Linked DNA regions of Mus musculus: regions 2 and 3 are each linked to region 1. Evidence: chromatin loops called from intact Hi-C (ENCODE). Cell type or tissue: left cerebral cortex. All regions are shown on one strand.

What was found. A loop is a pair of places that touch in the nucleus more often than their neighbours do. Peaks named below come from ENCODE experiments on the same cell type or tissue, not always from the same donor. Only the 100,000 strongest peaks of a DNase experiment are listed, where the experiment ranks them.
Region 2: a loop joins it to region 1, with 19 times the contacts of the local background. A loop is called at or near these places in 2 of 42 quality-filtered maps.
Region 3: it touches region 1 in a loop (2.9-fold over the local background); 2 of 42 quality-filtered maps call a loop at or near these places.

The regions. Positions count from the first base shown.
Region 1 is chr12:26,780,709-26,783,208 of GRCm38, reverse strand. No RefSeq gene overlaps it. Among named protein-coding and RNA genes, the nearest start is that of 4933409F18Rik, 53 kb to the left of the region's middle. In left cerebral cortex, no CTCF peak of the experiment used is centred here; a DNase peak (open chromatin) is centred at 1,501.
Region 2 is chr12:26,587,781-26,590,280 of GRCm38, reverse strand. The region is part of intron 2 of 1700020D12Rik (a long non-coding RNA gene); the gene reads left to right. Among named protein-coding and RNA genes, the nearest start is that of 1700020D12Rik, 24 kb to the left of the region's middle. In left cerebral cortex, no CTCF peak of the experiment used is centred here; a DNase peak (open chromatin) is centred at 1,007; H3K27ac peaks cover 445 bases.
Region 3 is chr12:26,576,355-26,578,854 of GRCm38, reverse strand. All of the region lies in intron 2 of 1700020D12Rik (a long non-coding RNA gene), which reads left to right. Among named protein-coding and RNA genes, the nearest start is that of 1700020D12Rik, 35 kb to the left of the region's middle. In left cerebral cortex, no CTCF peak of the experiment used is centred here; a DNase peak (open chromatin) is centred at 1,221; H3K27ac peaks cover 633 bases.

The DNA.
Region 1 (2,500 bases):
TAGCTTCATCAAATTCAGGCAAACTGGAAGGATGTGAGTAAGACCCAAAACTTGGAAAAGCTCATCCTGGAGATGTGGATCCCACCATCAGTGCTGATTTTCTGGGGGATTTTCTATTATAAGCTATAACTCCTGAGGAAAGAATTTGTGTTTAACTAGGAACTGAAAACCTGAAATAGTTGTATTTGGGGAAGGAGATGAGGAAAGGAGGCATATGTAGCCACGGCCATGCCTCTGAAGTCATGCCATATGGGAGAATATTTCCTCTGGAAGTAAGGCTAGCCATGCTGATATGGGTTATCGAAATGACTGAGATTTCATCTGTATAGTTGCTTCATAGCTAAAAGTATCCATTCAACCAGATGGGCTTGGAAGCTAAAGCATTTGTTTCTAAGGTCTCTGAATTTCAAAAGCCCTTTAAGATCAGAGCAAGGGGGTTAGAGGACTCTCAAGAAAGAGCTCATCAGCTTCTACCTAGAACAAGAGCTAAATTCCACAAGAGCCTGTCAGGACATTCACTGGCCCAGGCCACATTCCCAACTGTCCGTATTGAACTAATGGCCTGCTAAGATTCGGATAAAAGTTTCCCAAAGACCACCTCTATGTGAACACTTGGTTCTTAGCCCAAGGGGGAAAAGGCAGGGGATGGTGCTAGGGCCTTGAGGAAGGTAGTTAGTTGTTGGAGTTGTCTTCTTGGAGAGCATACTGGGAGCCCCGAACTTCCTCTTCCTTTGTCTTTCACATTCCAGACATGGAACACACAGCCTCATCTAGGATGCACTCAGATCGCTGTAAGCCACATCTCCACAGGTCCAAGGGTATTGAGAGACAGCCAGCCAATCAGCCATGGACTAAAACCCACAAAGGGCACCAAAACAAACCGTTTGTCTTCTTAAGTCAGTTGTCTCCAGTGTTTTGTTACAAACGGGGAGAGCTGGCTGACACAGAGCCGGTTAGAACCAGAGCTGGCACACAGGGAAAAATGAAATCCCTGGTGACAGAAAATGTCAGGGGGATGTGGGACTCAAATATTAAAGAGTTTCATTCACATTTCAAGGTCACTGATGAGGAACAATGAGTGTATTGTGGGAATCACTGAATTCAGAACCTGTTAGAGAATCAGGATGCTGGTCTGATCTGGACACTGGTTGTTAGTGACACCTTGGATGTTAAGGCTGTAAGGATACTGGGATTGCACAGAGTCTAAGTATACACATGCATACACACACACACACACACACACACACACACACAAACACACACTCTCACCTATCCCAGGTGCAGGCAGGATGACAGTGCTGCCTTGGAATCCAGAATCCAGGGCAAGTACAACTAACTTAGACCACAAAACACTGAACAGAGAGCACCTTCAACTCCAAGGCAGCATGCCTCAGGCTGGTCACCAGTGCGGATGAACAGTTGGATGGCTGTGGGCTGAGAAAGATGGCAAAGGCCAGCTGTTCTGGGAAAGGAAGTTCTGCAGAAACAGGTGCCAAGCCATCTGTGGTGGAGCAAGACAGATGCCTCACTGAGCTCATGGCAGCCCACGATGCTGCCTCTTCTCCCAACAGAAGCTGCATGGAGAGGCAATAGGAACAAGCAGGAAGGGACTTCAGGATCTGAGCGAGAGGAGGCATGCAGGGAGGTGCAGAAAGTGGTTGTCTTGAATAGGAAAGTACTTGGAAGAGAGTGGAAGAACAAAAGCAGTATAGCTGCATGGCAGGATAGTCAGGGATGGGTGAGGGAGGCCACAGACACAATTGTATGTTCACTTGGAAGTGTGCAGGTGAACCCAGGGTTTAGAAAACTATACCCTAACCTTGATCAAGTGGAATACCTCTCTCTAAATTTAGGACAGGGGAACTTGTTTGTCAATCTTGCTTGCCACAAACATGAGGCCTGCACATGATTATAGCCTGTGATCACAACCTCACTTCATATGCAAGAAAATCTAAGGCAAGTGAAAAGAGAGAGCCTGAGGCACTTGATCAGATAAACACAGTTAGTGAGAACTCAGCCTGGTGAATGACTGGCACAGACTAGCCTGTAAACTCTATGCACTGGCCAAGGCCTGCAGTACCCAGGCTCACAGACCACATACAAGGACTCTGAATAAACTAATCTGGGTTGTGGGTTTGACTCTATTCACATATGTCTGTGCCTTTTATGCATAAGAACAAGCTACACATTCTCAGATAGCACTACGAGGACTTGATAAAAATTTAACTTAACTTTAGTTCAAAAGCAAACTTTGGCCCAAGTGACTCCAAGAGCAGTATACCTCTACATAGATATTCTGTTTCTTTACCTGGGAAGTTGTAAACAAACCAAAGTACTTACAGAGCATGGGTGTCTTGGAGGAAGTATAGCCAAAATAGATAGATAGATAGATAGATAGATAGATAGATAGATAGATAGATAGATAGATAGATAGATAACTCTTACTGTGTCTGCAGCTCTGGGGTTTCCTCTACAATTTGCAGGCAGCATTGCATATGTG
Region 2 (2,500 bases), 190 kb after region 1:
TTAGAGACACCTGTCATCGCTCCTTCCCTGCCTTATAATTCATGCAGGAATGTGTTTAAGGCAGGGTCTCAAACTTCACACTCTGGTTTTAACATTATTTCATTATCTACAGGCCATTATTCATTGCTTTGATCCGTTTTGTTCGCCCTATGTTAAACACGTTTCCTAACCTATTGTGCATGCCCCGTTGTTAAAGCAGATATCAGAGCTCTGTCAAGTAGGAATTAGGTTAGAAGATTGTAAAAACACAGGCACCAGGAATAATCCTTTAAACTCTGAAACAGATTTATCACAGGTATTAAAGTAACAATAACTTGATCTTTCATAGGCACTCGCGATTTGTAACATTCATCTTCATAATTACCTCATAACACAGCATTCCTATTTGCATTTACAGATGGCAGGACCAAAATTGTGGGTGACCTCCCCGAAGTGCACATCGCAGGATGATTAAGCTTGCCATTCATCTGAACCATGTTTAAGGTGTCTTGCTCTTCTCCAGCTTGGAGTAGCAAGCCTGCCTCCTCATGATTGCTGATTGTTTACTTGAAGTCTGGCATTGTTTCTGTAGCTGGGTGTTGGGGGGTAGTGAAGGGCTCTGCAGAGCTCTCTACCTCTGATAAACCTATGCTTAGTCCCAATCACCATTTCAGGAGCTGTACTTTAGGACCCTGATCTTCATTTCCATTTCCTGACCCACCAGAATATGTAATTCCATCTAGTTTAAGTCCCCAGATTATCTTGCTTGTAGCAAAAGGAGCCCCTCCACAGAGCTTGCTGTATTGTGATAGTGACTAGCATGTGACAAAATAACTTCAGAAAGAAAGAATCCCATTAAACATTTTACCACATGATGCCAGGGTTCTGAGGATGTCATACATCTCAGACACAAGAAAATGTGTTTGGCAGTCTCACCAAGCAGAGAGTTTTTTAAATCTAACAGCTGAGAGGAATATGTTTAACACCAGAGCTGCAGCTAAGAAGAACATTACATCACACTAGTGAGAAAGAGAGGAGCCTAGCAGCTGGAGCAGCAGCAATGTGGGATGGAATATTCCCAACAAAGCATCCTTACATCATCTGCTTCAGTGTCTTTCTCCTCCAACCTGGAAAGCTGTGCTCACTTCTGCTGCCTTCCCTTCACTCTCCCATTTCTTTCTTAAGTGCCTCCTGTGTATGTCAGTCTTCTCAGGGATAATATGGACTCCTTGGTATGATTGTACAAGACATACACAATCTCCTCTGTGGGGCTTCTCTGGCCCAGTGAAATATGAGTTCAGAAATCACCTGCTGAGTTAGAATTTCCAGAACACTTATACCCTTGATATCCCCCCCCATGCACACACCCTTACACCTTAGCACCTCCTAAAGTTAACAAAGCTCTTGAACAATAGCAGATACTCACACTTCTGAATTCATACAAACAGATCCACAATGGAGGAAGGACAACTTTAAGAGTGTCTTCTCTCCTACCATGTGGGCTCCAGGGGCTGAACCCAGGTCATCAAGCTTGGTGGCAAGTGCTGAGCCATCTCACTAGCTCGATACTCCTTATTCTACTAGATACTTGTGGCCATCAGCAAACAGATTTTTTTTAATCTTAATTACTTATAGCAATGTTGCAAAGAGAGAGTTAAAGTTGTAGCACTGATAAGTGATCACAGGAGTCATCCAGAAGGAAAAGGCAGAGAGTCATACAGAGGCCAAGACAGTCATCCCAGGTGGTCATGTATCAGGATGAGTCTGGCAGAGAACTGTTCTCCTGTGGAGCTATCAGAGTGCAGAGCTGCCACAAGCTATAATCAGGGGCTCCAGAATAATGTTTGTTCCAGAGGGAAAATCAAAGAGTTTGTCACCTGTCAATCCTGTGATGTGTGCACTAGAAAGCTTGGGAACAGTGTTCTCATTATGGGCCAATGGGTACTTTTCCATTCCAGGGCTAGGGGTCCTTTGAGGACATTGCCCCAGTCTTTGATCTTCTGTCAGTTAAGTTCACGGTTCTGGATTTTCGAATTCAGTTTTGATAAGTTCCTGTGTCCATGTGTTTCTTGCTTAATTTATAAAGTTTATAAGTGACAATATTTTATTTGCATAAATAAATAACTTACCAGCTTGTGCCTCAGGGTATGTGCTGAACATATGGTGGTTGTTGACTCGTATAAAGAAGATGCAAAGTCATTTTTGCCTTTGTGTTTCTGTTCAAAAATGTCCAAGTGCTGCTTTAAGAAACGGAGTACAGTCCCTTCCAGTCCCCACCAGCACCGGGGTACCTTGGGCGTGGAGTCTGTGGACACCTGCAAGGTATACAAAGGACCCTCCACAGGATCTTAAGACCTCTGTGAGTGGATCACAACTTCTGCCAGGAGGCAGGTTCGAACACCAGATATCTGGGCACCTTCCCTGCAAGAGGAGAGCCTACCTGCAGAGAGTACTCTGAACACTGAAACTCAGGAGAGAGCTAGTCTTCCAGCTCTGCTGATAGAGGCTAACAAAAGCACCT
Region 3 (2,500 bases), 200 kb after region 1:
TGAGTACAAGAGATAATGTAAGAAATCATATCTCTCAGGATATAGGAAAACTATTGTTTAGCAGAAAATGTATGTTCTCTGTAATAAGAAAGACCTCAAGTCATTAAGATTACCTTCTAGCTTTAGCTCCCTCAGGAAGTCCTGCCAAAGATTTGAGAAAAATAATAGCAAAATAAATCACAAAATGCAGAAAGAAAGAAAATAGGAAAGATTAAATATAAATCTATGTAATGCACATGGGGGAAATTGGTGAATAATAATAATAATAATAATAATAATAATAGTAAACAATAGAAGAGACAAAAGAAATGGGGAGGTGACAGTCCATGAGCATACACAGTGTGATAAATATAGTGGACAATTAAATATAGTAAACTTTAGAATCACTGAGATAGGCAAAGGGGAGATGGCTCTGCTGGCGAAGTTCTTGCCATGCAACCAAAGGGATTTGGCATCAATGCCCAGGATCAATTTCCCTACTCTGTAAAAGGCCATGTAGTCTGCATCTGAGTGAGGATCTCTAGTCAGGTGGTCTGTGTCTGTGGAGGCAGAGAAAGAAGATCCCTAGACTCACTAGCAAGCCATTCTAGAGAATTCTGTGAGGTGCAAGTTCAGTGAGAGACCTTGCCTCAAAAAATAAAATGAAAAGTAATTAAAGAAGGTCCATTTTCAACGTTTACACATACATACATGTATACATGTGAACATATACACATATGTACACACACACTTCTAAGATGGTAAATTATAAAGTATCTTACCATGAAAGTCTTTTGTCTGAGGTAAGGGATAGATATATTACTTGGCTTCATTATTCTACGTTATATTCATCAATCATAATATCACTTTATATCTAATAAAACACAGATAATTATAAATTATCAATTTATAATAAGAACCATTTTTTAAAATGGCCAGCAGGATTAGCACATATTTGTGAGACATGCCAAAGAACAAAGACAGAAAACTTAAATTACTAAAACCAGACATGAAAAAGGGAGATATTCGGAGATAAAAGGGAATGAAGATGGAATATGGTGAGCACGCCACGAAAATAAATTAAGATAAAGTAGATCAAATGGACAAATTCCTAGAAAGACGCAAACTACCAAAACTGGCTCAAAAAGAAATAGGCCATCTGGAAAACCCTATAATAAGTGATCAGACTGAGTTAGCAATCCAAAAACTACCCACAAAGCAAGCTCAGGCCCAGATGGTACACTGCTAAATCCTAACACCGGCTCCTTGCAGACTCTCCTAAAAAGCAGCCAACAGAAGAACATTTCCCAACTCTGTCTATGAGAGGAGAATGTTCCTGGGAGCAAAACTAGAAAAAACACATCAGAAGCAAAGAAAGCTCCGTGGTATTATTTCTTATGAATATGGATGGAAAACGGCCTCAAAACTTAGTAACAAATGAAATGCAGCAATATGTGGGGGGAAACAACCTCATGACAAGGAAGTGACGCTTCTACAGTAGCCCGTGATCAATTAGTACAATATCCGTGTGTCATGTGTAATGGTCAGTTAAGACTTTCATCTTGACACAACCTAGATTTATCAGAGAAGTTCAGCCCAGCTGAGGGATGAGCTAGAGCAGGCTGCTCTGTAGTAGTGACCTGCATCATTTCAAGGCTGGGTCCTGAACTGTGTAAGTGTGAGGAGCGTTAAATGAGCATATGCTGAAAGCCAGAAATCACATGCCATCTCCTTTAACTTTTTATGAATGGGATGCACTAAGTCCCTGCCTGGACCTTCCCCAGAGGACGGATGGCCTGTTACCTGGAACCATAGTCAAATAAACCTGTTCTTTCCCTACGCTGTTTTAACTCAGGCTGTTTTGATCATAGTGACAGAAAGGATGCTAAGACACCACCACATCAGCAAAGTGTCAGATAAGGGTCACATGGTTCCTACAGTTAACACAGTAGGGAAAAAAAAAACTGACAAAATGCAGTTCTCTATGATGGCAAAACAAGAATACTCATAAAACTCGAGCTGAAAGGAAGCTTTCTAAATCAGATGGCAGATCCAAAAAACTGAGACTCATATCAATCTCAATGCTGCAAAACTGGATGTTGTTGATGTTGTTGTTTTTTTGTTGTTGTTTAAACCAAAAAGAAGGAACAAGAGAAAAACAGCAGCCCTAACTGTTTTCTGCAGACATACAAGCCTATCTGGATTCTTGAGTCAGAGAAGAAATAAAAGTAACCAATATTAAAGGGAACAGATTCAATATCTGCATAGAAAGCTATATCTGTTCCCAAAAAATGGCATGATCATATAAAAACACTAATGAACAAATAAAACAAATTATATGGTGGTGATAAACCAATGAAGTTTAAAGATGTAACTAAGACAATAATTCCACTTATGAAATCATCAAAAAGAATAAAATACTTTGAAATACAACTTTAAAGCAAGAAAAATGTAAACACTAAAGTATTGATGAATAAATTAAGTCTCTAAATCCATGACTACTTTTGTGTTAATTGCTCAA